Linked DNA regions of Mus musculus: region 1 is linked to region 2. A link is a loop called in an ENCODE intact Hi-C map of the cell type or tissue named here. Cell type or tissue: heart. All regions are shown on one strand. Each heading gives the region's core, and the rest is flanking DNA. Links, peaks and the distances in the headings are about the cores only. Region 1 has its middle 130 kb from the start of Tfap2d. Region 2 has its middle 150 kb from the start of Defb41.

Evidence for each region. Peaks named below come from ENCODE experiments on the same cell type or tissue, not always from the same donor. Only the 100,000 strongest peaks of a DNase experiment are listed, where the experiment ranks them.
Region 1: a loop joins it to region 2, with 7 times the contacts of the local background. A loop is called at or near these places in 4 of 42 quality-filtered maps.

Annotation. Positions count from the first base shown.
Region 1 is chr1:18,969,414-18,985,539 of GRCm38, reverse strand. It overlaps the pseudogene Gm24075. Among named protein-coding and RNA genes, the nearest start is that of Tfap2d, 130 kb to the left of the region's middle. In heart, for the core only: a CTCF peak has its summit at 8,627; no DNase peak of the experiment used is centred there.
Region 2 is chr1:18,404,363-18,420,488 of GRCm38, reverse strand. No RefSeq gene overlaps it. Among named protein-coding and RNA genes, the nearest start is that of Defb41, 150 kb to the right of the region's middle. In heart, for the core only: CTCF peaks have their summits at 7,541 and 9,390 (motif pointing left); no DNase peak of the experiment used is centred there.

The sequences.
Region 1 (16,126 bases), core at 5,164-13,163, 560 kb before region 2:
CTATCTATCTATCTATCTATCTATCTATCTATCTATCTATCTACCTACCTACCTACCTATCTATAAGATCACAATATATACCAGCATTTCTAATTTGTTTAAATTTTGGATGTGTTTTTAATGCTTTTATTTCAATTTAGGTAATTTCTCAAGTTGTAGCCATCATTATTTTACCTATCACTCAGCCTACTTACATCTATACTTTCAAACTATACTCTGGTGGTCCTAAAATTCACTTTGTAGACTAGGTTGGCCTCACCTCACAGAAATCTACCTGCTTCTGCCTCTGGAGTGCTGGTATGAAAGGTGTGTGCCACTATGCCTGTCTATATACTTTCAGAATATGACCTCTTGATTTCAATGAGTGTGAGCATAAGTAGAAATTATACCCAAGAGTACAATAGATTTTAAGTAGCTTTGAAAGCAGAGATATAGTATATTGCATTTAAAGGGGGAAGGGATACTGATACAACATAGAACAATAAAAGAAAAATTATAAATAATAAATTTCAGTGGCCCAGTCTTGTAGATGATATTTGTATTCATCACTTTTCTGTGGTTGTAGCAAACATTATGAACAAAAGAAACTCAAGGCAGAAGGAATTTATTTTGGCTGGTGATCCTATAAGGATAAGAGTCCAGCATAGATGTGACAACATGGCATGGTGTAAGGGGCAAGAAGTCACCTGACCTACACACAGGAATGTGTCATTTCAACCACCACAACATCCGAAAATCAAGAGCTATGAATTTTCAGTTTCTGTTTATAATAAGATTCACATATGTTCGACTGTACTCAACATTAGCCTATCTGCTTCCCTACCTACTGATTTTCCTCTGCAATAGTATTTGAATGAGATTTCACAAAAAGCACTAGAATATAAGTTACAGAGCTAATAAAGTATTCACTGCACAGAAAGAAAACAAGAAGCTGATCTGGGCAGCACCCTGATTCTGAGATCCTGGGGCAATGTTCATGTGGTATTTAGAGTCAGATCCTCGAGTGCCGATATTTTCTCTCCAGTACATAGGACTGGGTAAGTGTGGCCACACCTCATAATCAGAGAATGCCATGTCCCAACTATTGTTTTCTAAAAGCAAGCATTTCTTCATGTGAAATGAGCTTATACGATGTTTCCAAGGATTCTTTTGGTATGTAGATATCATGTTTGCTTGCTTTCTTTAACTCACTCAGTATCAATCTGGAACCATACATTCACTCATAGACTAGAGAAAATACTGTCCTTTTGAATCTCCAGTTATGTAAATGGAAAGTATGATTAGATCCTGAGAATCACCCACATTGCTGCGTTTGAAGACAACTGAAACCGCTCCATTAACTATGAGCTAGCCTCGAGGTAGGTACCAGATTCTGGCATCCATTCTAACCAGAGTACCCAGATATAGCTGTCTCTTGTGAGACTACGCTGGGGCCTAGCAAGCACAGAAGTAGATGCTCACAGTCAGATATTGGATGGATCACAGGGCCCCCAATGGAGGAGCTAGAGAAAGTACCCAAGGAGCTAAAGAGATCTGCAATCCTATAGGTGGAACAACAATATGAACTAACCAGTACCCCCCAGAGCTCGTGTTTCTAGCTGCATATGAATGAGAAGATGGCCTTGTCGGCCATCATTGGGAAGAGAGGCCCATTGGTCGTGCAAACTTTATATGCCTCAGTACAGGGAACACCAGGGCCAAGAAGTGGGAGTGGGTTGGTGGAGGAGTGGGTGGGGGAGCGTGTGGGGGACTTTTGGGATAGCATTGGAAATGTAAATGAAATAAATACCCAATTAAAAATAATCAGCTCTGTACTAGGCAAAGTATTTCTACTTGTAATACCAACACTCCTAGGGAAATGGAGGCAGGAGAACTTCCATGAGTTCCATGCCTGGGCTTCAGTGCAGGTCCCTTTTAAAAGTAAACAGAGTCCTTTCTCTGTTTAGAAGTGTTCAGTATTTAGAAGTGTACCCAATCTGAAAAGGGAGCTGAAGCCATTGCTCAATACCCCAAATTTTGACACTTCCTTGATGGTGCATGTATCTGATGTATGATACAAGCCTTGTGAGTACTTGAACTATTCACCTTCAGGTTCTTAGAGATTTTGCTACAATATCATCAAAGGATTGGACACTGTTAACCTGTGGGAAGGAGTTCAACTTAATTTTGGGAAGTCTAGGCATTTCTCATTTCCTTCAATCTTAAATTTCCATGCTTTTTTATTCCTGTCCTTTAAAAACAATATAAGAAGGCTAGTACCCTTTGTCTATAACATTTGTGTTATTTTCCTGTGCAAATGCTACATTAATTTCTGAGATAATGCCACGTGAATTCACTCTGCTTATAGAGATATCTTCTAACTTGCAGCACTGAGGACTTGCTGCTCCTGTCCATCAAAACTTTTCATATCTCACATTTCTGTTTTCTTCTCTTTTATTCCCATTCAGTTGGCAGCTTCCTATTCCTTACAAAGTGACTGCCAGTGAACATGTACATGATGATTCACATGGTAACAGTGATTACATTGGAATAACAAAAAGATACATTTAAAAATCGTTTTTATGTTCTGTCGTATGAACAGCAGCAATAAAAAATAGTCACTTATTGTAGCAGATCCCTAGGAGTGTCACAGAGTGTCAATAGTAGGTGGTATTACAGTTTTAATTCACATGGGGTTGTTAGTGGCCATAAAGTGTTGTAATGTAGAAAGTAAGTGTGTTGTTATATATCTGTGCTATATCATATTTCTTTAGTTTTTGTTTTTTTAGTGAGCTGATATTAAATCTACTAAAACTGATAAAATACGATACCTTTGGGCTTGACTAAAGGTTTGCAGAGAAATCATTTCTGTATCCAGCAACTAAAACAGAAGGTGCTTCTTGTTTCACAAAATCACAACTTATTAATTCAATACACAGTAATGAAATTTCTCTGGTTTTCTTTTTTTATTCTAAAATCACATGATTTGTCAAATTCTGAAAACTGGCAATGCAGGTGAAATATCCTTTCTTTATCTCTGTCTTCCTCAACCTCATGAGGTTTTTTTTTTTTTTTTTTTTTTTTTGCACTGGGGTGTCAGCATCCTTTGTTCTTTAGACCTGTCTGCTCAGCATTGCTTCCTTCTGCACATTGTCTTTGCCACTTCCCTGCCTCTTATAACTGAGTAGGACTTGAGCCCGACTGTGCATCCCATGAGACCCAGAGCTAGCTTAACACAAAGTTTCTTTATCTGTCAAGTTGCTAAACTTATGAGAGTTGGACTGGCATCCAGAGAATTACTCCTGGTATTCTACAGTGCCCATCAGCACACCCCAGACTCTGGGTTAGTGATTTTTAAGCTTATCAAGGAATCAGAATCTAAGATTGTGTGTTTGTGATTGCATGTAACTGAGAATTAAACATGGACTCTCCCACATACTAGACCAGTGAGTACATTTGTAGCCCAGAATGCATTTAAAAAAGAAGTCCTCTCTATAGTTTTCATGGATAATCTAAAATTTGCTAATCACCACCACCACCACCACCATCATCTTCATCATCTAATCATCACTATTTTTTCTTTTTGAGATAGGGTCTCACTGTAGAATCTTGGCAGGCCTGGAATACAGGCTATGTATTCCAGACTGTCCTTGAACTCACAGAGATCTGCCTGCCTCTGCCTCTTTAGTGCTGGCAGAAAAGGGATGGGCCACCATCTATACATTGCTGAAGATAATAGAATAGCAAAGTTTTGTGTTTATTTCAAAGGCAACGGTCATTTCTTTTATGTAATTCACATGGTAAAATAGAATGGACTGGGGCTCCATCAGAGTCAGGGCCTTAGATTTTGTGCACACAGAAGTTAAATTAAGACTTTAAACATGAGTAGTGGGATACCTCTGACATCTCAGTGAGGCAGACAAGAGTCTGAGTAGCTAAACTATGCATGGGTTCAGATTATTACCCATGTCCTACCTTGACAAGTATAGAGTTAAGAAAATAGAGATGGAATGTTAGAGTTAGATGCGATACTGCATGACACAGATCAGTTTCTCTTTTCTGTGCTGAGAACACCCTGTCCTGTCAGGGTGTTGAGAAGAGTGAGGACTCGAAGCTTGCTGGCAGTGAATGAAGGTGGAGATTTCTTTTTCCTAAGCCCCACAGTCTTATTCCTCGTTTACTATCTCCCTTCAGGTACTTTTAGCTTTCGCTACATGATGGCAAGCCATCTTTGTAATCTTATGAAAAAGCAGTGCCATGTGCTTCCGTATATGAGGCACATCATTTGTGCTGTTGGTGTCTGGTGATTTTAAATGAGGTTTGTAATAGATAATAAGCGGTGTTAAAGAGGGAAGCACAAGAAGACAGAAACAGCTGTTGTCATTCCTTCTACGAAGTCCTCCAAGCCCTTTCTTTCCATCTGTGGAACACACTGCCTGTTAAGCTGGACTCCGGCATTCCTGGCATTCCATACTCTCTGAAGGGATCATCTTCAAGACAGAGGTGTCATGTGTGTTACCATTTAGTCTACCGCTTTTTAAAACCTGTGTATGACTCAGTTTCCTCAAAGATAAAACAGAGCTAATATTACTGCGTGTCTCAGAGACTCATTGTGAGAAATAAGTAAGCAAACAACTCCCACCAGGAATATGAATATGCAAATGTTGACATGTTGACTTTGACTTTCTAGCACCTCAGTCCTCTGACATTGTTGCTGTCCCCCATCAGGTGAACCCTTCGAAGCTACGATCTGAAAATCCTGTGCTATTCAAAGGGGAGGGGACTTTGTATATCTTACTATTAATTTAAGTCTCATGAAGTTGGAAACAGAGTTGCTATTGCAAGTGCATGTGGTTCTCTTGCGGAGCCCCTCTGGGTTGACAGTGAAGACTGGAGCAGAGCTTCTTCTCTTCTTCTACCTCTGTGCAGGCTGTGGCAGCTTCCAGCATCGGGCAACACACATCGGAGTTTTAATATTCCCTGTCAGCTTTACACATACAATGATAACCTCTGTTAATACTATAGGCTAATTGTTCATTATTTTTAAAATTCATTTTTAGTCAGTGAATAAAATACTACTTTGATACACTTTCATATCCATATACCATTGTGTTTTGGTTCATACTTACCCCCTACCCACCCACCATACTATGTCCTGTGGCAAAAAAAAAAAACAAAAAACAAACAAAACAAAATCCTTCGTGCTCTAACTTAGGTAAAATAAATCATCAGTTATTGTTTAAATTTCATGTGGAAAATAGAAAAAGAAGTCAAATGGAGTTTGAATTTACCAAATGAAGCAAGTCTTTGCAGGGTAACATCTTCTGGATCATTCGATTTTAACTGCCAAGTTTTAGGGACTGCTCAGCTGTGTTGGGAGTCTTTAAATAGGTTTATAGCTTCTTACAAACACAGCATGAAAGTTACTGCTGCTTTGGCACAGATTCTGGCGTTTGAAAACATCATTATCTTTCTCTGTTATACCTACCTAAATTTAAAGTCTCATGAAGGCATCAGAGTGACCCGTTTATTTGTAAAATATCCACCAGACCCTTTAAATTAGCTTCCTGTAAAAACATCAGGAAGAGCTTAGTATGACGCTAATAGAAAGGTAAGCCAATCATTTGATAAAATCATCTCTCATACTATCAACTAATAGCTGATATACTACAACATGGTGTTCTGATTTTAATTTATAGGAAAGAGCTAGAAATAATGTAAGCAAAATATGCATATTTAATTTGGTAGTTGACGTTATAGCTTGAGAAACAGGCTTCTACCAAAAAAAATTAAGCAAGGTAGACTGCTATGTGAGAATAATTATATCATGTAATTTGCATGCAAATACATTTAAACTAAAGAACAATTTTAAATTATTCGTACCATAAGGTTGACTTTGTGTTGCCATTACTCCCGACATAAAATATATGCTATAAATCATGCTTTTAATGCAGAAGAAAATAGTTGAGATGAAAATATATTTTTCTCCCAGATGTGCAAAATGCAATTGAACATTCCACATCAAGAGAGGTAACTCTCAATTACAGCATATTGGAATTACCTGATAATACATTATATGTAAGCAATTTAAGCAAAATGTGCCTCTTTACAACAAATTAACTGTTCAATGGATGTATTCCTAGCCTTCCTGTAAGGTAATAACTATTTATTTATAAACTATAAAATATATAGCACAGTTATGCCTACAGCACTCAGAAATCACCAGACTATATATTCATTAAAGAGTGGTAATTACTTTCCAGATATTTTGCTTCCAATCTTTTATTGACCTCATAATGCGGTTGCTATGCTTAATAGACTGATGCAGCTGTTTGTGTAATTCCTCCCACAACATATGAATTTGCAGCGTAAGTTCAGTGATAATTCAGACAGGCACATTCTCTGAGAGCAGAGCAAAAGGAGCCTGCCTGGCATAGGGAACTAGCCGTTGCTTGCCCCAAGGATGTGAAAGAGGAGTGAGAAAAACGATGTAACGTTTTTATGGTCATTTATGTGAGACTGTTAATGCCATGTGGTCTCCGTGGGAAAGTGTCTTTTTCGAGGAGAGTGACTAAAACTTTATAAATTCTGATAGAGAGGGTATTTGTTGAATTTGTGTTCACTTCCTTAAAGAAGCTATAGCACTCTTGTAAATCATTTTGAGCTAGAAATTATTAGAACAGCCAAAGTGATGTTTCTCTTTCATTTGGGAGGGTTGCTTTTAAATTAGTGAGCTCCAAATCAGATCATGTCACAGTTCATTTTTTGCCAATGTATTTTTTATTTCTGAGAAAAGATATTGACATGAAATAAATGTCTGAGTATAAACTTCATTGAAAGAGTAAGAAAAATTGGAAATGAAATTTATTCAAATTAAACTATAGGAATTTGCAGACAGTGATCACTTTCCATTACTTTTGTAAGCTTCAGAAGTATTAAAATGATTCTATAGTATCTATATGGTGTATGTGTATTCATATACAAGTATTTGCATGATTATAACATTGTACAGACTTTCTGAGCATTTCAGATGGAGGGGTGAAAATAGATGAGAAACTACTTAAAATCTATTTTGGAGTAAAGTGATTCATATTTACTTTGCTATATTGATTTGAATCAAAGCTACTTCTAATTATTTTAAGAAATCAGCTCTTTGTTTATGTTTATGAGTGTGCTACAGATGCAAAGCGTATTCCAATAACAAATACACGATGCTGATATCACACACTTTAAATAAGACTACCATTAGGAAATCTCTAAATGACACTTAGAAAGCAACCTCGCTATGATGCTATGATCTTTATATCTGGCAAACAGAAAAGAAATGGTTTAAGCAGCACCTAAAAAATATAACCAAAACTTTGATACACAACTACTTTAAAATCAGAGTGAGACTTTGGTCTAGAAAACACTAATCAGTGTTTTCTGCTTAATATTAGTTTCATATGGTCGTATCATTTGTTATTAACATTGTACAGACATCCTGCACATCCTACCCCTTTTGTTGCTTGAGGCTTTGGATTCAAAATGTCACAGCAAATTTTACGTTCACTAATAGACTGAAAATTGCACATAACATTAGTAAGACTGAACAGGAGTTATTATGCCTAGATGGCAAAATCTGGCACACACAACAACACTGGAAATGACATCTTAGTTATTCTTTGTCTCCAAACAATAACAAAAGGGCGAAAACCGCAGGTGTGTGGTGTTTTTATTTTTTTTTCCTTTTTAAAGTAAAGTTCACTTTTCTGCAACTTCTCCATATGTATTGTCAAAATATCACATTATACAATTCACTGGAATTGAACTTACTGCTAAATACCCATTAGGCTCCCAAGAGATGCCTCCCATTAATTGTTTAGTGAGAGCTCCCTTAGGCTATCACCAGGGAAGCACATTAAATGCACAAGACGAGAAGTTGACAGAGATCCCCATAGAACAAGAAGCATCTACCAAACTCACGACGTCTCCAGGAAGCATCCGATAAAGCAGTGTTAAGAATGTTCATTTGGGGCCAGGTAGTTTTTCTTCTTTTTATATTTCTAGGGTTCAAGCACGCATATTTTATGGGAGGAAAAAAATAAACAATGCTATCAAACCATTAGAAAAGGAATGCTAACAAATCATGGGCAGAGTTAGTTTATATGGCTTGGTTTTGAGGACCCGATGTAGTTTTCACACAGGGGAAGGATTGTAGGAGTTAGAGATGAAGACAATTATGTACTTGATAATGGAATAGTAACAAAATAAAGAGTGAAAGAGGTAATTTTTTAAAAATAAATGGGAAGAATGTGACTGGTAGAAAGTCTTCGGCTAATGGCCAAATGGGCTTGTGGAGAGAAAAAGTCAAGCCGCGAAATGAGTGACAGTGGGTTCCGGCAAAATATGTTTTCGTGTCTGTCTGCCACATGCTATTGAAAACCTTTCCCTTTCTGAGTACAGCACAGACTGTTATCACTCCTCTGTTTAATTACAATCGCTGCTGAAGCCATTGTACATCTATTATGCACTATTATGTTTGTTTATTTCACATCATTGTGTTTAGAATGTTTCTTAAAAGGAAATGTAAGAAAGCAAACAAAATGTGCGCAAATGTCTTTAAAAGAATCCTTTTGCTTGTATTACTCTAAAATTTCCACTAGAGGGGGCACTAGTAAAACAAGAAAGGGGCCTTTTTTGAAAATTGTGTTCTTTTTCTCTAGGAGGTGAATACACCTCGCCTTCTCTCATTTCCAGCCATAACGGAACACCAGAGAAAGCAAAAATGAAGGGGCTTCTGGGTATTTAACATGCGTACATTAAGTTCTGTTTAATTTTTTTCCCCTAAATGTGCTGCAGCTAAATAGCCCAGAAAGCAAAAAGTTTTGGTTAAATATAGATAGAATGCCATGTGCATTTATATTATGACTGATGAAAGCTGAACACAGAGAGATAGATACCTTATCTCAAGGTTTGACTTTTCGTGAGTCCTGATTGTTCCGTAGGCACACGCATGATGAGGATTCCTTTTACAGGTAAAATTGAATTTATCCAAGTCCCAGGCATGGCCTTTCTTTTCAGCTTGCGATTTCAATCATGGGAGAAAATGACTAATAAAAAAAAATAGCATCTCTTGTTAATAAATCTCCATGAAGTGCCAAAATTTGCCAAGCATTGTAAACTTGAATGTGAGTATTGTTTTGATGCTACATTTTATTACTGTTAATTTTGTGTCAAGTCATATTCACTAATGCAGCTTTCAGGGGCCAGAGAGAGCTAGCACTAGCATGTATCATGACAGAGGTTCCACCTGACATGGGGTTCAATACCCTGAGAATTAAGGGCATATGCCAACAGGAGCCTTAATGCAGTTGCTAGGAGTTCAATGCAGTCACTCACTTTCTAATTTGTAACACGGATAGAAAGTTTAATTGTCAAAACTTGTAAAATGCCATGCCACATCAGATGAAATAAAAACACCTGTCCTAAGTCCTCACCATAATGATTGACAGGAGATGTATTCAATAAATGTTAACAAAAATATGTTTTTTAAATTATTCTCATCCATCGGAACTAGTCATTCCAACACTGAGTTCCAGTTTCATTTTATGCTGTCTTACCTCCTTAGGATTTCTTTCAGTCTTTTGTTACTTTGTCTTCTGCAGAACAATGGTATTCTTTACCCAGAAATGTTATGTTTTTATATTTTTTAGACTTGAGGAAGTCAGATATGTGCTTATAAAATTAAATTTTTATTTCTTTTATCACTTAATTATTAATTAAATAACAAATGATTTCTTTGTCACTTGAAAAGGGCTCTGAGAAAAACAGCCGATCTGTGCTGCTTATCAGAGTCATGAGAACACACAATCTGGAATATGTTTCCAGCAATGACTTAGCACAGATGCTCAAGCACATAGAAGCCAGGGCTCAGAAGAATTACAGGCATGTCCAGAGTCCCAGTCTGTGGAGGGAGCTGAGCATCAGTGGAAACGCATTTCTGTGTCTTTCTCTCCTCTGGCTTTAAAACCTTGCATTGTAAATTAATCATTTTACTTTTGAATTTTAAAATGAAAACAGAACCGATTTTGGAAGAAGAGAGATAGAAGGTGGCAGCATGGCTCGGGCTTAACAAGCAGTGGCACAGCACTTCAGAGTTTATAACCTGCATCTCCATAAAGTCTGATAATGACGGAGCTTTGGTGATGGGTACAGCGTCAATGTTCTCTTACATTTTCCCTTTATCCCTTTTAACAACTTCTTTCTCTCTGTGTTCCTAGTTCTGGTGAAGGGATGGGCTAGTGCCCTGTCCACAAGTCATTAAGCTGGTATGGACACACCACAGCTGTTTGGAAGTCATCTTTGAGAGTACTGTGCTCAGGAGTTTTGAATTACAGTCCTTTCTCCCCCCCCCCCCCCCACCTCCATTTTGCTGTTTTTTGACCTCAGGTTTGTAATGGACATGAAGAGTTGTGATGGCATTTGGTGCCTGGGGCAGTGTTACCAACATGCAGGCATCTCATGACACCATCATCCCTTTGATCCCAAGAAAGCTAGGCAGAGAGGAGGGGTGAGAACATTACTTGATCTCTAATTCCCTGTGGTCAGCCACTTTTCTCCATCTCTATTTCAGAAACTAGCTTCTGACTCCCTTGGGATGAGTGTGGCAGAACTAAAAGTTCTGTCCCATAAAAACTATGATGTTGTTGTGTTCAGAAACCTCAATTTATAGGTTCTGGTAATTAAAGTCAGCAAGTTCAGGACCACTCATTCTCTTGTTTATTTGTAAAAACGTCCTATGCAAAAATATTCTTTCATCGTCCAAATACTTACTAGGTGTGGAAGTAAATTTGATTTTCTTTTGCCAACCCCTCTGTTATCTCTCAACCATAAATTATGTTGTAAAATATCGAAGATGTTTTTTGTCAATATTCAACCAATGATTCACTTCTAATTGTTTTGATTGATTTTTTTCCCCTAAACTGTGTCTTTGAACTATTCTGTAACGTCCAGGTGAAAATTCTCAACTGATGGTAACACAACACACTCAAAAGAATCATCGAGAGGTTGTGTGCAACTTGCTTAGGAGGAATGGAAACTTATGCTCCTGTAATAAATTCTCTACAAGGGGCCAAGGGATATGGCTCAGTCTTGTAGAGTGTGTGCTCATCATGCCCAAAGCCCTGGTTTCAATCTCCATCACTGCTTAACCTGCTCCTGATGCTGCATTCCTGTAAGCCCAACACTTTACTAAGACTAGATTACTTAAAAAAATATTACGTGTTCAGTGTATTAAGCTTAACAAAGATCCTATGCAAAGAGATGGAAACCAGCAAAGTTACAATTTTGGTGGCATTTAAAAATACACACCCTTTCCAACCAGTCTCCGATTTCTTTAAGTTGAACATTTTTTATTAGTTTTCAGTCCGTTAGCTGACTTCAGAGCAGGGGGTCAGGGAGAGAGAACCAAGGGTTACATGATGTATCTGGAGTGTTTCCTTAACCAGTGAAGTAACTGGGACTCATTGTCACAGGACCCCAATTAATGGGCTGGAAGAGTGAATTCTGATGGGGAAAAGAAATAATAGGTTGAAATTAATACCCCAAGACAGGCAGAATATTGTATTGAGGTTAGCCAGGGGGCATTGGGAAGTCAGTAGGCACCAGAGACTGAAGAAAGATGTGTGTCAAAAGGGATCAGGGAGCCAGGAAAATAGACGTGGAGCTCAGACATTAACCTCAAACAGAAATAAACCCGGGCCCTCATTTACTTTTTAATTTATGATGTAGCCTTAGCATGGATGATGTATAACATTTTCTGCTAGCCCATGATTCCACCGTGTCTACTGGACATAGAGGTGAGTTTGCCACAAAGTAAAACATCCAAAAGGAAGGCAATGCATCAACTTCGCAAGCCAAATCCGCAGTCTGTTTGCCTCTTTGCCCCAGCCAGAGCCTCTTTCTGTCCCCTGGCAGATCCTCCCTCTCTGCCTTCAGAGAGTACCATGGCCTGGAAAGAGCTGAAACGTGGCTGTGGGGATGGGGGTCCATTTCCACCCACACAATTGTCAACAGGTTTGCACACCAGTATCTGCTACGGGAGAGCTGACAGACTAGGAGTCATCTGTGGCTCACACTCGAAAATAATAATAATAATATCCACTTAGGGGTATGGAATTATTTATCACTGCTGCTGGAAGTTTTGCCAAAGGCAAAATTAAAAAAAAATCCAAAAACAAAAAACAGAAGGAAGAAAACATCCAATGAATAATGTCCTCAGTTCACAGCCCATCATGAGAGCCGATTAACTCCGCGACCAAAAATAAACAGTACTCCTGTTGTTACCATAATTACTCTGCTTTTTAAAGACATTGGGAAGTATAAAACTCAGAAAAGTCTCAGCGGCTGACAGAATATGAATGAGTAAATTTTACAGGAGAACGCTATGCAATATTCCTATGTTCTAAATGCCTTTCCTTCTTCCTCACCTTCTATGGTCCGTCCTTGCTGTCTTCCCTATCTTCTTCCTATGGTTATGTTGAGGCTGATGGCAAGGTGGAAATGATAGCATAGATGCCCGCAGGAGTGTTAATAAAGCTTACGGCTGAGGACTCTGTTGGTCATTGACAGGCAGGCACATGCATATCCCCAGAGTGTGCACTCCGTTGAGCTTCCACCCCCACCTGGCGATTCACTCATCCTTTATGCAGGAAGAGGGAAACAGCCCCTCATCCACTTTCTCAACTCACGTCTGCATCCTGAGGTTGGATCCCCAAGCTGCCTTTTGTGCACTTTATTGGATCTTTCTCTACCTCTGTGTATATTTGACATTGTTTGTGTTCTGGGAATTTAGTCTGCTTTAAATTGTGTGGTTTTGTTTTATAAATATTGATTCTGGGACCCACCTCGTTTCTTTTTTTTTTTTTTTAATCATTTCCAATTTTTTTTAATTAGGTATTTTCTTCATTTACATTTCAAATGCTATCCCCAAAGTCCCCTATACCCCCCCTCTTGTATAAGGCAACCCTTCTAATTCTTTAGGGCAGATTTCTGAGTTTTTCCTAGGTTTCCAAAATTACGAATTTCATGAAGGTTCTCTGATCTTAATTTTGATTCATAAAAGTTAGAATAATTGTGTTAGTGCAGGATATATTCCATTATATTTTCTCTTCTTTCCTTCTTTCCTTCTTTCCTTCTTTCTTTCTTTCTTTCTTTCTTTCTTTCTTTCTTTCTTTCTTTCTTTCTTTCTTCCTTCCTTCCTTCCTTCCTTCCTTCCTTCCTTCCTTTCTTTCTTTCTTTCTTTCTTATTTATTTATTATTTAATATTTTTATTTGTTTATTTTTTGGGTTTTTGATACAGGGTTTCTCCGTGTAGCCCTGGCTGTCCTGGAACTCATTCTGTAGACCAGGCTGGCCTCAAACTCAGAAATCTGCCTTGCTCTGCCTTCCAAGTGCTGGGATTAAAGGCGTGTACCACCACTGCCTGGCCTGTTGCATTTTCTTCTTTTCTCTTCTTTCTTTTTCTTCTTTCCTTTATTTGTCTCTTTTTCTCTTTCCCCACTTTTCTTCCTATAGTTCCTTCCCATTCCTTATTTTATTTTCTCTAATACTCTTTTCTTTTTTATATGAGCTTACTAAAATGTCGTACATTTGGTATCTGGGAACTCTCAAATGATCAAGGCATATACAGTACCAAGGATGAAGATGTTGATTACAGGCTTTAAAATTAAACTAGTAACCGTCCTAATCTGCTGCATGAAGAGGTCCATGCTGTGCTGTTAGCACCGGGAAGGTGAGGAAATGTGGGAGGAAAAGACATTCAGGCCGAGTTTGTGCTACTTGAGACCCAATCTCAAAAACGTTCCATTTGCTACATTTTCTAAAAGTAAACTATACATACACCTTCTAAAATTTAAAGTTCATCTAAAACATGAGTCTTAGTTAGGAAATTCTAGGTTAGGAACAGAAAATTGGTAGCCATTGAGATGGTCTTGCAGGTAAAGTTACCTATTTCAAACCCCAAGGACCCGAGTCCATTCTCCAGGACTCACATGGTAGAAAAGAGAGAACTGACTTCTTCAAGTTGTCTTTTTACCTCCACACATACACCAAAAACATATGCACATACACACGTGCCTGTGCACACACAAATACACAACATAAATATTCCTACCCATATCTGCACACACATAAAAGGATAAAGAAAAAATATTTAAAAAGTAATAGAACGTTACTATCTCATAAAATGTCCCCCAGGTGAAATCAAATGATATGATATTTTTAAAACAACACTTAATATATATTTTTGTTGTCTTTGTTCTGTATTTTCATTGTGTTGGAAAATACCTAACTTATATAACTTTTACCTTATAGCTAGAATCCCAGCATAATTTGATGAGAATATATAAAGTATTTATGAAGAATGTAATATACAACTAAAGACAGCAGAACAAATTACCAAATATTAAATCCTAAAAAATAGTATCTGTGAGAAATGTCTTTTAAAAGTACTCATAGATGACTAAATGCATGAATATATTAATACTAAGTCCTAAAATCTAGAAACTTCTGGGAGCCCTAAGGGTTATAAATTTATTCAGCATCAATAACTGAGCTTTGGTGCCAGGTAGTTTAATTTATCCATGGTATAAATATTCCCATAATTCCCTACAGAGCCATAAGTGTGTTCCATGATGAGACAACTGCAGGCCACAGAGGGTTTGCTATAGCATCATGTACATTATACCTTAAATTTCACAATACTGAAACACAAAAATTCATTTGTACCTAAGTCTGAGATAAACGACTGTTAGATTATAAGTCTAAAGTAGATTATTACTCTTACTTTGAACCTAAAGTAGAAAAAAATACATTCATGAAAGGAAATTGTGCATTTTGTCATTAAGGGAAAAAAAAAACCTAAGAAAAGCTTATTTTTATGCTGGGAGGATGGCACCGTGGGTAGAGCATTTGCAACGTAAGCTTGATGCTCTGAGCTCAGTTACCCAGAACCCACATAAAGGCAGCTACAAGAGCACACTACAAATTATCTTTTAGCCTTGACATGCACACCATGCACAGCAGTCCCCAACTGCTACTTGATAAAACTTTCCTGTCCAGATGCAACACACAATCTACTCACTCCAGATAGGGACTACCATGATAGACCAAAATACAAATACTACCAAAGTCCAACTTGACTAGCCAATAGATTTTGTGGGAGTTAGGCAGAAATATGGGTGAGAGGTTACTTAAAGGAGCAGAAATGACACAAAGATAGCTGCACTGCCAATGCTCACCCCAGCATGGGTGGCAGTTCACAAAAGCTTAGACACTCTCAGAACACACTGCACAGCCTGCTGGAAGCTCAACAGGTTGGAGAGTGTCCTTTCCAAGTGACTCTAGTTGTCTTCCAAGCAGCTTGGCTGGTCTCTACTTATTTCAGCAGCTGGTCTGGTCTTAGTTTTCTTTGCAAGTTGCCTTCCTTCTGTCTGAGGGGTACTCTCTGCTCCTATAGCACTCTGGCTATGAGGCACCTAGAGAATCTGGACAGAACAGGGACCACTTGAAGCTATTTTGACTTGTTACCTGTTTAAAAGAGCTTCCTTACAGGACAGAATGTTTCAGTCATGGAGGAGACTACTCAGGACATACATACATCGCATCATCATCTACAACACAACCCCTACAACCCAAAGCTCAGAGAACAACCACAGAAAAGGGGAGCAGAAAAATTGTAAGAGCTCCCGGGCTTAGAAGTGTTGCAGGTGTGGCTGCTGTGTCACAAGTACATCAGTAGGTGACAGAGAGGGTGAAAGAGTGGGAGGAGGGGAAGAGGGGGATAGGAGCGGTAGGGGAAAAGGGAGGGGGGAGGTGGCTATGTCCATGTTCAGTGTTCTAATCTCTGAACTTCTGAATGAGGTTCAAACTTAACAGGCCCTGAAAAAACACAAAATTGAGAGGATCATCAGTTCATGTCTGGGGCCCTGGGCATGCTGCTAGCCTGAGATGACCACCAGTACTCTACTGAGCAAGCTTTGGGGCACAGATCATGACCGGGATGTCCCCTGCCCAGTGCTATAATGCCTGTGTGGGGCATATCACCCCTAAAACCACTCCTGAGATGACCCAAGATGCTCAAAGACCCCAACCACCACTAAGAGGA
Region 2 (16,126 bases), core at 3,827-11,826:
ATAATATAAATATCTGATATGCAGGATATCTGATATGTGACCCCTGTAAAAAGGTCAGCTTCCAAAGGGGTAACAACCCATAGGTTGAGAACGGCTGCCTTGGACCATCTGTACACATCTGTACACATCTGTACACATCTGTAACATCTGTACACATCTGTACAGTCTTCTCAGATTCTTCACTTGAAGGAATTTCTCTTTTTCCCTAGACCCCGTTCTCCCCTCTATCACCTTAACTCATCATCATCGCTGCATAGGTGTCTGATAAATTATTCATTCTCCAAACTCTTTCACTCTTTCCTCATAGCTATTTCCCTGGTGTCTGGCATGGTTAATACCGTTTAGCATCAGTTTCTTGGGGAAATTGAAATAACAGAGAAAGAAGGGAACAGATGGAGAAATCAAGGATTTGACCCATATTTATGACCTATGTTCCTAACTAGCTAGAAATGCTATTCTCAGAAATAGAAGGAGTCTAAATCTGGGCCATTGCTGATAAATTTTATTTAATATAGGTTGAATTTTTAACCTTTTCATGTTATTCTCCTCTAAACTCTTCACTTTCTCCCCTCCCTGCTCTCTCTTCCCCCTTTATCTCACTCTTACATGTGAACACACACACACACACACAATAAAACACACTTTGAGCAATAACTAACAATTGTATTTGTTCTTAAATAGTCTAACCAAATTTTGCTATGCTCTTCTCATTTTTTATCATTCTTTTCATTACTGCCTGATTGACATTATATAACTCATGACATCTCAGAGTGATCAATTACAAAGGGGATTTCTCTTGACAGGGATGGAGAGGAGGTGAGTTGTACTTCACAGTATGCAGATCTCAAAGGATGAACAGGGCTTTAAGAATGTTTCAGTATTCACTTACATTCATTTCTCCCTTAGTAGAGAGAAAGACAAGATTTTGATATAAAAAAAAATACAGGACAGAAGTTTGGAAATTGCAGCTCCCTCTCTGATGATTAAAAAGGCTGTTATAAATACTTCCCTGAAAACATCCACACAGCCCAGGTCAGAGAAAAATGCCTTTGCTTCAGTATATCCCAGAAACTGTTTATAGTACTGCACAGCTGGGCTTAGTTGTTTCAGACTTTGCCATACTGATGACTATGGGGCTTCCTAACTTTGCTAATCAGAAAAAGATCAGTCCAGTAGATATTTGGGAAATCAAGATGTTTGGACACCAGGTTCTACTATCTCAAGTGAAGGTGTTGATGATTCAAACCACTCCTAGTTGTCTAAAAATGGTTATATTTGGAAGGGGCTGTACCTGACTCTTTCATCTACTTTTGTGACCCGTTCCTCCTACTTGGTTGCCTTGTAAAGCCTTGATGTGATGGTAAGTGCCTGATCTTATTGTAGCTTATTATGCTGTGTTTGGTGGATGTCCCTGGGAGGCCTGCTCTTTTCTGGGAAGGGATGAGTCTTGGGGAGAGGAGAGGTAAGTGGAACAGGTTGGAAGTAGAGGAGAGAGGAGAAATTGCAGTTTGGATGCAATATATGAGAGATGAATGAAAATGTTTATATAAAATGTCAGCTTCCCTTTAAAAATTCAAACTTAATTCAAATTATAACATTAAGTATGGATACATCTGTTGCTTTTATGCCTGAGATACATGAATTTTAAGTTTTTATTTGGTAGACAAAGAATGTCTAGTAGTGAAACAGTGGTTGATTGGCATCACCTAAGGAATGGTCTTTAAAGCGTGGAATCCATATCTAGAAAATGACATGTTGACTCACAAGGGAAAGAATAATCCATGTTATTAGCAAGAAATGCAATATAGAGCATCTTAGCATTTTTCTTTCATTCCTGAAGATGAAAAAACAGTTTGAAATTAGATATAAATTATATAAATATACAAACTAATTTAGAACTCCAACTTGAAATTTACTATAAAGGAAACTAATATGATCTTGTACTAAGGGAGTGATGAAGAGCAGAATGCTTCAGAGTGTAGAAATATTTGAAATGCCTGTGGGGTCTTGACTTTCAAATCTAGGCTAGAAGTCCACCCAGAAAAGAGTTCATGAAAACAGCATCATTTAAATGTCCTCTTCCTGTTATGACCTACAGTGAAAGAAATGCACACACGCTATCATTAGATGACATAGCATCCCCACCTCCCAATGGTATTTTAAACTGAAAACTTTCAGTGACATTAGACTGCTCAGTTATTTGGAATCTTTGAATGGCAAGACCTTCTAGTCTTTGTTAGCTCTATGGTCTACTCCTCCAGAACCATTAGGTAATAACTATCTATTCAATATGTTTGCCTTAATCTCACACTATTTCCTACATCTGCCATTTTTATTCTTGCAGAAGGCCTCTATGTGTGTATATCTTACCATTACCCCTAACTACACACCCCACCTACCTAATTTCTTGTTGCTGCTATAGTTGTTTTTAGACAGTGTTCTCTTTGTAGCCCTAGCTACCTTGGACCTTACTCTGTGGATCAATATTTCCTCTAACTCACAGAGATCCTCCTGCTTCTGCATCCTGACTGCTGTGATTAAAGGCATGCACCACCATGCCTGGCTTAGTTAATCATTATTCAAGTTTTGATATCAGTTCTACCTACTTCCTCAGAGTAACTTCATATAATTACCAAGTTAACTGAACAAAAGCTCATATTAAGATTGTAACTATAGCAATGTCTCTCTCATCTACTATGCTATGGGAGTAGGGGAAGTGGCACATTTGGCTTTTTTTGCTTCAGTGAAAGCCTAACCATTAAGTACACAACAAAATGCTCAGTAAACATTTATAAAGGGGTCAAGTAACTTGTCAGTGAAAGTATTTGTGGTAAGCTCGACGACTCAATAAAAAAAGATGCATTTGAGTGGTTTCTGTGTCCAGGCATCAAAGTTCTGTATCATTTTGCTTTCTAGCTATAAAATGGGATCATTATAAAATTTCCCCATGTTGGACCTCCCCATTCTGAGAGAAGAAGGGGAGGGGTCAGGGAGAGGCTTATGAGAAAATGGGGGCTGTGATCAGATGTAAAATGAATAAATAAATGAATTAATAGAAAAATTTTCCCCAAGATGACACTTGGAATGAAAAAAAAAAACCACAAATCTTAAAATATTCTGAACACTTGCTAGATCTATACTATATCAAACATATGATTGCCACTGTTAATTAGATGTTAACACCAACACTATAGCCTTCCCACTCTGGTTGCTGCTTAATTTTGAATTGATTCCCACTATAAAAATATTATATACCCTACAAACACTTTTTATTGTCAACATATCTCAAACCAATGCACACTTTCTCCATAATTGCATATATACATCAAAGTACAACCTTACTCACTTCATCAATACTACCACTACCCTATTCATGTTGTCATCACAAACCCTTCCTCTGAGTGTGTATGTGTGTATATTTATATACATATATTAGAATGTATATTGTAAGCGTTATATATAAATACATTCTAAGGTGTTCATTAAATATATAGCCCCTTACTTATTTTATGTTGTGGTACATGCACAGTTTTCTTTAATTGACTCTTACAACCTCTAATATACTCTATAACACATATGCCATGCACATTAAATTTTGTGTGTGATTATACAAAGCCCATGTATAGGCTTTCCAAATGAATTTTAATGCAAGTGTGGAAAATAAGTGTATTTTCCAAATGGGTCTGTTGAATCCGCGTTCAATTCTTTCTGGTAGAATGGAAGTATGCCCCAGTGGCATGGCATTAGCCCTCTTATTTGGTCTCCACCCTCACTTTAAACCCCTAGTTAAGTAGCACAGTGGCTTTTCACCTCTCTGCCTGGTTCATCTGGCCCAATAGTGCTCTTTCTCCCAATTTGCCCACACTGAACCATGAACACTAAATGAAGCGAATAATTTGGTGCATTGTTGGGGGGTGGCATGGAGGTGGAAAGGGGAGGGGACAGCTGACAGTGAATGGTGTCAGCTGCAGAGGCAGCAGAAAAAGCCGACATCTTAATAAAACAGCCTCAGGCAAAATCCCATTAAAGCCTTCAGAAGGTTGTTTCCCTGCAGTTGAGCAGGTAGGCGTTGAGCACTATGAGGCAGCCCTGAGTGCTCTCAGGGAGCCCAGTTCAAAAAAAAAAAGTGCTTTTTTTTTTCTTATTATAAATCATCCACCAGCATAGCTCCTCAGAGTCATCTGCAAGGCAGAGAGAAATAGAGGTAGCATAGGAAGGAAGTATAGAGGAAGGGAGGATGTTGGGGAAAGAACGGCATAAAGGGGTGGACAGAATTCCTCTGCCACTGCAGGAACAGTGAGAGGGCTGCTTGTGCACCCATTAGTAGTGGAGTGAAGACCCCAGGCTGACCTTTAGAGAGGCAAGGAGGCAGGGAAACAGTCAAAACCCAGGCAGAATGATAATGAGAAGGAGACATCCAAGAAGTGCATTGTCTGGCTGGCTTAAAGAAAGATGCTGCATTCTTTGTAAGCAACGCTGGCCTGTGAGCTGAACACTGCTGAAAAGCATAACAATTGCTCTTGAGAAAGGATGACAGGCATGCCATACACCTATAGTAAAACATGAACATAAGCACATGTATGCCTGTCTCCAATCCACACCCTCAATACACAGCAACACAGGTAATAGGAAGTGTTCTCAAATATTTTTTTTTCATGTTCTCATAGTACACCCACAAGTGCTTTGTCTGTAGCATGTTTGCTGGCTGGCACCTAAGGTTTACAAACCTAAAAGTAAAAAATAAAAAATAAAAAAAAGAAAGAAAAAGAAATGGATTGCCATTGACCTAGTACCTCCTCCAGCATTCAAGAGTCCTTCTCCGAGGAAGTTCATTGACATGTGTACAAAATATTCCCACTGTTACTGTAATAGGTTGGTTTTTTTTTTAACAGAATGACCACATTTGTTGACAAGCACTACAATTAACATAAGCACAGTCTTTTTAATTATTGTGAAGCTTACTACTCTTTAGTTGGTAGAAGTTATAGTACCCCCTAAAGGGAGGATCACTTGTTCAATTGTCATTATTTAATAATAACTAAATTAAAGTTTGCTTAAATGCAGACATCTTTCACTACATACAGTCTGTATGGTCCTGACAAATGTGTAGATTTAAAGTCATTCTAAATTCAATCACACTTGAATATAGAAAAGTTTTGTATTTAAATAACAAATATTAGGAATTGAATCCTCCGTTAAGTAAGGCACCTGTCTCTAGGTTTCTTTTGTGTTAGTTTAATGCAGATTTTCCTTATTAGGTTTTTCCAAAGATTCGAAGCTAAATAATGCATATTCGATGTTACAGGTTTCAGCTTTAGCCTTTCACACCTGGGAACTATGGTTAACAGATTTAAATTCACACACTAAGGAAGACAGTAATAATAGCCAAGATTTTGAGAGAATTCTACACTTAAGCTTATGTACATTTTTTGTGGTACTGGGAACTGAACTTGGGTTTTGTTTTGTTTTTTCACATGTTAATTGTATGCTGTAGTAGTGGGATGGATCTCAAATCTTCAGACAATGTTTTATTTTTTTATAGCTTTACCATAGACCTATGGTTTTCCTTCCATAGCCTCTCAAGTAGGCGATTATAGGCCAGGTATCCTCTGTATTAGCAAATTTGATAATCAGTCCCCAAACCAGCTCTAAACAGGTTTAACAGATGTAGATAAATCTTTAATTCTATCAACTTGAGTGAGTTTTTTGCCTTTTAGGTAAAGTTTGAGGCTATTTTTCCAGCCTATCATTCCTCTGTGTCTCTCTGTAGCACCCTGCTAGCCTCAGCTGTATGCAAGAGAAATAAGGGCATTGATCAAGTCTAAGAAAACTAAACAGAAAATCAATTTTCTAATTCTATATTGGGGTTATGTGGCATCTAAATCTCAGGAGTTTCTTCTTCTTCTTCTTCTTCTTCTTCTTCTTCTTCTTCTTCTTCTTCTTCTTCTTCTTCTTCTTCTTCTTCTTCTTCTTCTTCTCCTCCTTCTCCTTCTCCTTCTCCTCCTTCTTCTTCTTCTTCCTCTTTTTTTTGAAAAATTTCTTTCTTTAATTTTTAAAGTATACTCCAGCATTTCTTTAAGTTTGAAATATGTTCCTTATTCAAATTAATACTACTGTAAAATAAACTTAAGTTACATGGTTTTGTTTTAGTATCCTAAGTGTGGACTTAGAAAAATCCTATATTTCTGGTCATGTCTTTCACTTAATAAGAAAACTCAAGATGTAACATGTGATTTGAGTAGGCCTGAGTAACATTATATTGCTCTATTGAATTTTTATACATCATACCTCAAGGGTGTATTAGTGCCAGAGTCTATGTGACCCAAGAAGATAGACACTTGCCTATTGCGCTGGATAAGCTATCTCCAGCTAGCAGGGACTATATGAACCCACTGGGTCCACAAAGCTTCACTGGGTACTTTGGTTGTAAGGGGGTCAGGGTGACATTCTATAAGGATAGAATTCTTGGTGATTTTCCTCATTGCTGTTATATTTGTAGTTGAAGTGAAATGTCATTTTGCTGTTGTTTATAGAATATGACATGCCACTGGAAAAAAAAAAGATAAATTCCAAGACTTAGCTTGAAGAACATTTGGTTTGCCTATAAACAGATCAGGTAACAACTAAATCCATCATGCTGTGGTGTGAGACACAAAGCTGTCTTCCAAGAAAAAGGCTATATTTTTTTCAAAATTTCTATTATATATTTTCTTCATTTACATTTCAAATGCTATCCCAAAAGTCCCCTATACCCTCCCCCACCTTGCTTCCCTACCCACCCACTCCCACTTCTTGGCCCTGGCGTTTCCCTGTATTGGGGCATATAAAGTTTGCAAGACCAAGGGGCCTCTCTTCCCAATGATGGCCGACTAGGTCATCTTCTGCTACATATGCAGCTAGAGACACGAACTCTGGGGGTACTGGTTAGTTCATAGTGTTGTTCCTCCTATAGGCTTGCAGACCCCTTCAGCTCCTTGGGTACTTACTCTAGCTCCTCCATTGGGGGCCCAGTGTTCCATCCAATAGATGACTGTTAGCATCCACTTCTGCATTTGCCAGGCACTGGCATAGCCTCACCATATCAGGGTCCTTTCAGCAAAATCTTGTTGTCATATGCAATAGTGTCTGCATTTGGTAGCTGATTATGGGATAGATCCCCAGGTGGGGTCAACCGAGGAATAGATACAGAAAATGTGGCACATTTACACAATGGAGTACTACTCAGCAATTAAAAACAATGAATTCATGAAATTCTTAGGCAAATGGATGTATCTGGAGGATATCATCCTGAGTGAGATAACCCAATCACAAAAGAACTCACTTGATATGCACTCTCTGATAAGTGGATATTAGCCCAATAACTTAGAATATCCAAGATACAATTTGCAATAAACAAGAAAATCAAAGAGAAGGAAGACCAAAGCCTGGATACTTCATTCCTCCTTAGAATAGGAAACAAATACCCATGGAAGGAGTTAAAAAGTTTGGAGCTGAGATGGACCATCCAGAGAAAGGCTATTTAACAGGGAGAGACCTCTAGTGTTAAAACCTCCAACTGCACTTACAACTGAGGCTAGCTGATGAACCCTCAGAGAAAACAGGATATGTTGAGGGCAGAGGGGTTGATGCTTCGTATCTAGAAGATTTCTCTCCAAAGGCCTAGTGATGCCTCGACTCTGAAGTACACACACATACACAAAGAGAGAGACACAGAGAAAGAGAGACAGACAGACAGAGACAGAGAGACAGAGACTGAGAGAAAGAGAGAAAGACAGACAGACAGATAGGCAGACAGACAGCAATAGGATTAATTTTAAAAGTTCTTAGTCTTCTGAATATTAGCATCTTTGATTGTGAGATTGGCAGATGTTAAGTTTCTGCGCTCTCTCTCTATCTCTCTCTCTCTCTCTCCTCTTTCGTATAGAATAGAGTTTATTCATGCCATGGGGAGGGGAGTTGAGAGAGAGAAGAGAAGAGGAGGGGAGGGGAGGAGAAAGAGAAAAAAGAGAAGAGGCTGGCCATGAGCACTTGGAGAGGGGGAGTGGAATGGGGAGAGATGGAGAGCAAGAACAGAAAGCAAGAGCAATAGAGCAAGAAAGCATATGCATACCGTCTTCAAGCAATTTCTCAGGCACTTTGGATGAACATGATGATGTATTTTAAAGTACCAGGTTTTTCAGGAGTAGAGGAAACAAATTCTCCTTTCCTCTCCATGATAAAAATTCTTAGGCAAAGACTTGAATCATTTGCCTTGTATCATATATGTATTGCTGACCTGATCGGGCTCGAAGAATAATAAAAGTTCTACTACTGCATTAGATAAATCACGGGACAACTGAAAAGGAATGAGAGATGGGTGCTGCTGACTTTCCTCGTGTGCCAGAGCAGAAATGGGAGAGTAACTGTTCTCAAAAACTGTTGACAAAGAATGTCATAAAAATAAATGTTTGTTATAACCTCTTTTCCCCCTCTCAGAGCATTTTAGGTATATAATTTTCTTCTGTGTATATGTTGTATTTCATATAAGGTTATCTATTTGATCAGTAGTAGTAATATTCCGTGCTTTAAAGTCTTCACCATAGGCCATGATACAGTCTCTATCTATCTATCTGTCTGTCTGTCTGTCTGTCTGTCTGTCTATCTATCAATCATCTGTCTCCTCACATATGGAGATTCTTGCAAGGTAATATGGTATATGTTGTAATGAGCCACAGAGATCTTTAAGGAGATACCTGTTACCAGGATTAGAACCAATAAAAGCAGGCAGAAATTTAAGCTCATTGCTCTGCAGGAATTGCTTCCCATTTGGAGAGCTACTCTACCCAAAGCCATGTCTGAAATCAACGTCATTCATATCTAATGTCTGATTAATGTGTGCTTAAAAACTACATGTCATCTTATGTAACTAAACATATCTAAAAGGGTGTTCTAGGTTGAGATATTCCTCAACAACTCATATCTTACATTGTATATGTATTATGCAATTTCTGCTGCTCAGTTCTGCTTCTTCACCTTCCTTTTGTAACTCTGAATTTCAACAGAACATTTCAGTAAATCTCTTGTGTCGTGTTCTCCTCAAAGCATTTCCTAAAGAAGGGAGTACTTAATGCAGGTGACTTGAATATCTCCCATTTGAAAATGAGGAAGTGAAGGCACAGGAAGGAATAAGCCTTTCTCTTTCCAACCTGTAACTTTGTACCGTTATATTTGTATATATACACAAATATAATAGTTTTCCTAACAGTAACATTTTGTATTATTGTCTCGTTGTATTATATACATGCATATAATCGGGTTTGATCAAATCCACCCCCAATCCCCTCCCAAGTTCACGTGCTCTTTTACCTAGAGTTTAATTAGTACTGCCAGTATGTGTGTGGGTGGAGGGCCATCTGCTGGAGGTAAGATTTTTGCCCCCAATCACTAATGTCATAAATGGCAGGACTAATGCAAAGAATCTAGGCCCCCTACCCAAAAACACTGTTCCCTGATGCTTGAACTTGCCTGGATAAGTTCTGGTTTACCACCAAGCTCCACAGTGTGAGTATAGGACATATGGCCTGGGGCTCTAACTGAAGACCTCAGAAGAGATAAAGAAAAGACCACTAGGATGAAATGTCACTGCTGTGCTCTGCATACAGAAAAGGAGCTCTGACATTTGGAGAGCAGGACAAGATTTCTTTTTTCCTACATAAATGTGCAGCATGTACTTTAGGAAAATAGTCATAAAATATGAAAATATGTGCTCAATGTCTTCAATTACAGAGGTGTTTAAGGTAGTATTTATGACTGCATCAGTTTCATTACCTTGAAGCTAAATCTTTATCCAGGGAAGATTATGACGGAGAAGCCTTAAACTAGGAATTATATATGACCTCGAATGAGTTTTATTTCAATATGGCAGTCTGGTCCTCTCACTAAATGAGCATTCTCTTAAGTGTGTATAGTTTACTTAGAATTTCAAGGCGCATCTGCCTCTTGGTCTCCATTCTCCCTCGGATCCCCGTATGTGACTGCTTTCTCCTGTATTCTGCACCCGTTCTCTTGGCCTCCATATTCTGAGGGAAAACAACAGTGTGGTTGTAGTTATGTCATTAGGGATTTTGAGGTCTGCGCACAATCATTCTGTGTGTGTCATTGGCTTGGTATTCAGGAAACAGTGCAACAGCCCCTGTCCCCCATCTTTATGCCTCCCTCTCTTTCCCTCTGTGTCTATCTCTCTCTCTCTTCCTCCCCCTCCTTCCCTCCCTCCCCTCTCTCCTTTTTTCTTTTTCTCTTCCTTTAATTCGTGTCAGTGTATGAAGAAATTTTCAGAATGCTGAAAAGCTTGTAAAGCTAAATTATGAAGTGAATATATTCTTAGAAGCATGGATAATTTTCTGTTTGTATGTATTATATCACAAAGCAATTGCAAACCATCCTTTCCTGAAGCTCTAAATGGTCTGTGCTCACTGATAAACGCTTTTAACACAAAACAAGAAGGCAGCTATTAATGTCATACAATAAGTAATATGAAAGATAGTTGAACAAGTGTGAAACAATAAAAAGATGAGACCATCATGCCATTTTTGTCAGTCATTAATAAGAGTGAATACATAGTAGTCAGATTGTGTCCACACAGTTTCTTCTGAAACATCAGAATTTAATAAGCCCAATAGTTGTGATAATTATAATATATTAAAAGTAGCATAAATTGCACTTACAGATGAAAAATATCTTAGTTTTGAGCAGTTTCAAAGGATTTCTTCTTAATAATTTTAAAGCTATTGGTACTTCATACTACGCATGTAGCTGGAATTAGTTCCACTCCATGGGGCTTGGTAATATGTATATCAGGAAATTGAGAGACATCAAAATGATACACAAATGTTAGACGAATGCCCTCATTGCACCTTGACATCAACATATAGCTTGTTGTGCTTGAACATGAAGCTCAAGAGCATGTGAACATGAAGTGAAACTACAGATGATGGACCAATCACCTTCTAAAGAGAGGTTCTTCCAAGTCATAAAAATGGTACAGTATCTAGAACCATAACAGTGACTGCATTTCAGTTCAGAGACGTTTGACTCTGAAAAGGTATGGTGCAGTGAATCTATTTTGTCTTTGAGTGACTTAAACTGTAGATGAAAATATAAGCTATAGTGTGATGATCTGAATGATAATGGCCCCCATTTGCTCACATGTTTGAATAGCTAATCTCCACTTGGTAGAACTGTTGGAGAAAGGTTAAAACAGGTTGGCTTTCTTGGAGGAGGTATATTACTGGGGGTGGGGGTGAGGAGGTTGGGTCTCAAAGCTTATGCCATTCCCAATTAGTTTTCTCTGTCTCATTCTTGTGGATCACAATGAAAGTTGTGAGCCACTGCTGTGCCAATGTTAGTGCTGCCTACTACTGCCATGCTTCCTGTGACGATGGTATAACTACCCTCTGAAACTTTTAACAAGCCCCAGTAAAGTATTTCTTCTATAAGTTGTTTTTGATATGGTGTTTCTTCGCATTCATAGAAAAGTAACTTGTAAGCAGCCGGGCACCTAAAAGATGGCGCCGGCCTCTGGTACACCGTCACCATAAATAACGCCACTGCGCAGGCGCTAGCCCGAATCTGGCGCCAACCCCTCCCTAGCGGGTGCATATAAATCAAAGTGCCAGCAGACTGACCAAGGAGGACACATAGCTCTCCCCAGTGCTGGGGTGTATATAAGCAGTCCTCCCTAGGTTTCCGGGGTTTCCGTAGCATCGAGGTGTTCCTGAAATAAAAAAGGCTGTTGAGAAGAATCCGACCGTGTTGCGTTCTTTCTTGCTGGACAGTTGAACGCAACAGTAACTAAGATATATTCTTTCAAAATTGTTATCAGTTGTTCTTTTATAAAAAGATTTTATCTTTTGTTTACTTGCATGTGTGTCTCTGATGTGGATGCTCACAGAGGCCAGTAGAGAGTATCAGATCTGTTAGAGCTGGAGTTACAAGTAGTTATGAGCCACCAGTCAGGATTTTGGTAAGAAAATCTAGTCCTCTATAAAAGCAGCAGAACTTCTTAATCACTGAACAATCTATCCAATATATATGTAGTAATTTTTACACACAACTTTTAAAATAAAATAAAATGTTATTTTATTTTCTAAAGTAAACACTGTCAAGTATGTGTTCAATATGGTCAATAGGTACAAACACAGACATGTCAAGTGTAAACTATATGCTAAATGCATTCACTTATATATTTATTTTTTAAATATATTGGTATAGAGATTTTTATTGGGGGTAATCTGCCAGCCATAGATTTATTTGTTTCAACTGTTTGTGTACGCATACACTAATTTTTGTATTTCCATAGTCATTAACTTTTCCCACAGTTTATATTTTATTTTTGTTTAAAGTTTAATGTCTTTTAGGGTGAATATATTTCTCATTTTAATTTAGTTAAAGCTAACCCTTTGTCATTATATGAATGCTTTTGTGCCTTACCTACCAAATGTTGCTCCATTTCTACATAATATTAAGAAACTCTATTCATTTTTACATAAGTACTTACTCTGATAGATCATCATTTGTAAGAAAGGCAATTAGATTTAAATTAATTGTTATTCTTTCAGATAGACAAATATTTTTGCAGCCATTTTTAATATTTAGTGCAAGTTCCTAGTGGATTTACAATACTATTAATATGTAGCAAGTGTTCTGCTCATATTACTTTCAGGTTTATAGGCTTGCTAGTACATAATACTGCTCCATTTTTTAAAAATTAAAACTGGGTTAATTTTACAACTAAGAAATGAGAATCAACAAGAGTTGGGATTTTTAATATAGGTTGCCAAATACAATGAATTGGTACTCAACTAAGAATTAAGTAACTGGGCACAACTGTAAGAAATTTTATCTGATTCCATAGGTGGGAAGACAGAAATCTAGATGGCACTTTTTGGTGGTAGCCTACAGAAAAAGCCCAAGAGAAGAACTTCCTAGTTTTTGCTTCCTTGACTTTGAGTCTAAGTGGAGAATTCCTCCACTCTGTTTCTATTGTTGTTGCTGCTCCTCCTACATTCCTTTGCTGATGTCAGAAGCCAGCTTCATTAGACTGTAATGTGAACAAATCAGAGGTTCTCCAAGATCACCCAGTCTTTCAGCACATGACTGGGAATACTGTGTTATCCTGCTCAGGGGACTGAGAGGCTGCTGGGTTCTCAGTCTTTCCAGGGAGGATAGTCATGTTAGCCTATCCAGAATAGCCTGTGAAAGAACTTCTAATATGTTTTTCTGTTCTGCTAGGGCAGAAGTTCTCAACCTGTAGGTTGCAAACCTTTTGGCAACCCTGTATCTAAAAAAATACATCAAATTTGTAATAGCAGCAAAATTACAGTTATGAAGTAGTAATGAAAACAATTTCTTGGTTGGGAGTCACCATAACAATAGATGCTTTATTAAAGGGTGACAGCATTAAGAAGATTGGGAAACACTTCCAAAGAAAAGCATGACTAGACACATGAGTGTCTAGTATTCTGTCCAAAACAAATACTATACATTTTCTCCTTAATTCCAACTTCATTGTTGCCTTTTAAATTAAAAATAGACTTCATTCTTACTTCAAACAACCCCACAATTTTTAAAGTAATATATTTCACTACTGATATTTTATTTTTTAAAAAAAATTTATTAGATATTTTCTTCATTTTAATTTCAAATGCTATTTTGAAAGTCCCCTATACCCTCCACAGCCCTGCTCCCCAACCCATCCACTCCCACTTCCCGACCCTGGCATTCCCCTGGACTGGGGCATGTAATTTTTGTAAAACCTAGGGCCTCTTCTCCCAATGATAGCCAGCTAGGCCATCTTCTGCTACATATGCAGCTAGAGACAGGAGCTCAGGGGGTACTGGTTAGATCATATTGCTGTTACTCCTATAGGGTTGGTTACAAACCCCGTTAGCTCCTTGGGTACTTTCTCTAGCTCCTCCACTAGGGGCCCTGTGTTCCATCCAATAAATGGTTGTGAGCATCCACTTTTGTATTTGCCAGGCACTGTCATAGCCTCAAAGAGACAGCTATATCAGGGTCATGTCAGCAAAATCTTGCTGGCATATGCAAAAGTGTTGGTGGCTAATTATGGGATAGAAACCCAGGTGGGGCAGTCTCTAGATGGTCCTTCCTTCCATCTCTGCTCTAAACTTTGTCTCTGTAACTCCTTCCATGGATATTTTGTTCCCAATTCTAAGAAGGGACAAAGTATCCACACTTTGGTCTTTCTTCTTCTTAAGTTTCATGTGTTTTGAAAATTGTATATCAGGTATTCTAAGTTTTTGGGCTAATATCCACTTATCAGTGACTGCATACCATGTGAGTTCTTTTGTGATTGGGTTACCTCACAAAGGATGAATGATATCCTCCAGATCGATCCATTTGCTTAAGAATTTCATAAATTCATTGTTTTAATTGCTGAGTAGTACTCCATTGTGTAAATGTACCACATTTTCTGTATCCACTTCCTCTGTTGATGGACATCTTGGTTCTTTCCAGATTCTGGCTATTATAACTAAGGCTGCAATGATCATGTGTTCTAATTACAAGTTGGAACATCTTCTGGATATATGCTCAGGAGAGGTATTGCTAGATCCCTGAGTAGTACTATGTCCAATTTTCTGAAGAACTGCCAGACTGATTTCCAGAGTGGTTGTACAAGCTTGCAATCCCACCAACAATGGAGGAGTGTTCCTCTTTCTCCACATCCTCGTCAGCATCTGCTGTCACCTGAGTTTTTATCTTAGCCATTCTGACTGGTGTGAGGTGGAATCTCAGGGTTGCTTTGATTTGCATTTCCCTGATGATTAAGGATGTTGAACATTTTCTCAGTTGCTTCTCAGAAAAATAATTCTGTTGTGTGTATGTGTGTAGTGTGATTATGGATTTTTAATGCCAGGACAGATATCTGCAGACTGGACGACAACTTTGTGAAGTGTACTTTGGACATCAGTACCTCTTTTATATTGCGCTATTTGTTTTCTTGGTGTCTATTCTTTGATGTTTTCCTTTAGTTTCTTTGGTTGATTTTTTTAAATTTTTCTATAAATATTTTAGATATTGTCCTTTATTAGATATATAGATGGTATCATTTTGCCTGATAATGTAGTTTGATGTTTTGTCAAATTTTGATATCCTTTGCTATATAAAAACTTTTCAATTTCACGAGGTTCTATTCATTAATTGTTGTTCTTAGTGGCTGTGCTTTTGATGTTCTGTTCAGAAACTGTTTGCCTGTACCAGTGAGATTAAGACTATTCTCCACGTTCTCTTCTATCAGCTTCAGTATAGCTGGCATTATGTTGAGGTCCTTGGTTCATTTCAAGTTCGTAATTCAGCTATTGTGTCAGTTTGGTTTAAGAATCTGTGGTTGACTTCAAAAGTTAGAGTAACAATCAATTTTTTTTTACAGAACAAAAGTTAAAAGAAATTAATACAGTAATTTACAACAGTTAAAATTTGAGTAATATAATAATTTTAATGATGTATGTGTATATATGATGTATTTGTGTGTATGTGTTCACGTGCATTGTTATTGTTCAATGTGCATTGCTATGGAATGCTTGTATTATTCAAAGTCATCAGATGTCAGTTTTTAATATCCACCTTTTTTGAGGCAAGATCTCTTTTGTAGTTCTCTGCTAGGTCCACTATACAAGTTCGTTTCCAAAATTCTAGGCTGTGTTCATTTAATAAGAAATGTTTCCCATTGTCTTGAACATTGGAATGCTTGTTCCCTAGTTGAGGGAGCTTATGGTATGCATCCTGGTATGTATCACTAAAGGTGAGCTTTTAGAGTTTAAAGGCTTCTGTCATTTCTAGTTCTCTTTCTCTAATTTCTTCTTGAGTACAAGATGTAATCTCTTAGCTTGCTGTTACTGACAGTATGCTTTAATCTAATACTATGCATTCTAATGCTATGGAATGAAAAAAGTGCCCTATTTCTTTTCTAAGATACCTTAGTGGTGACATTTTATACAAGTATTCTAAAAATAATTAACACTCAGGCATTCTCCCACCTCCTATCTTCACTGGAACAGTCATCATTATTCTGTGTGACTTTATAAGGGCTTTATATGTTTGAACTAAGGCCCATTAACTTGTGTGACCT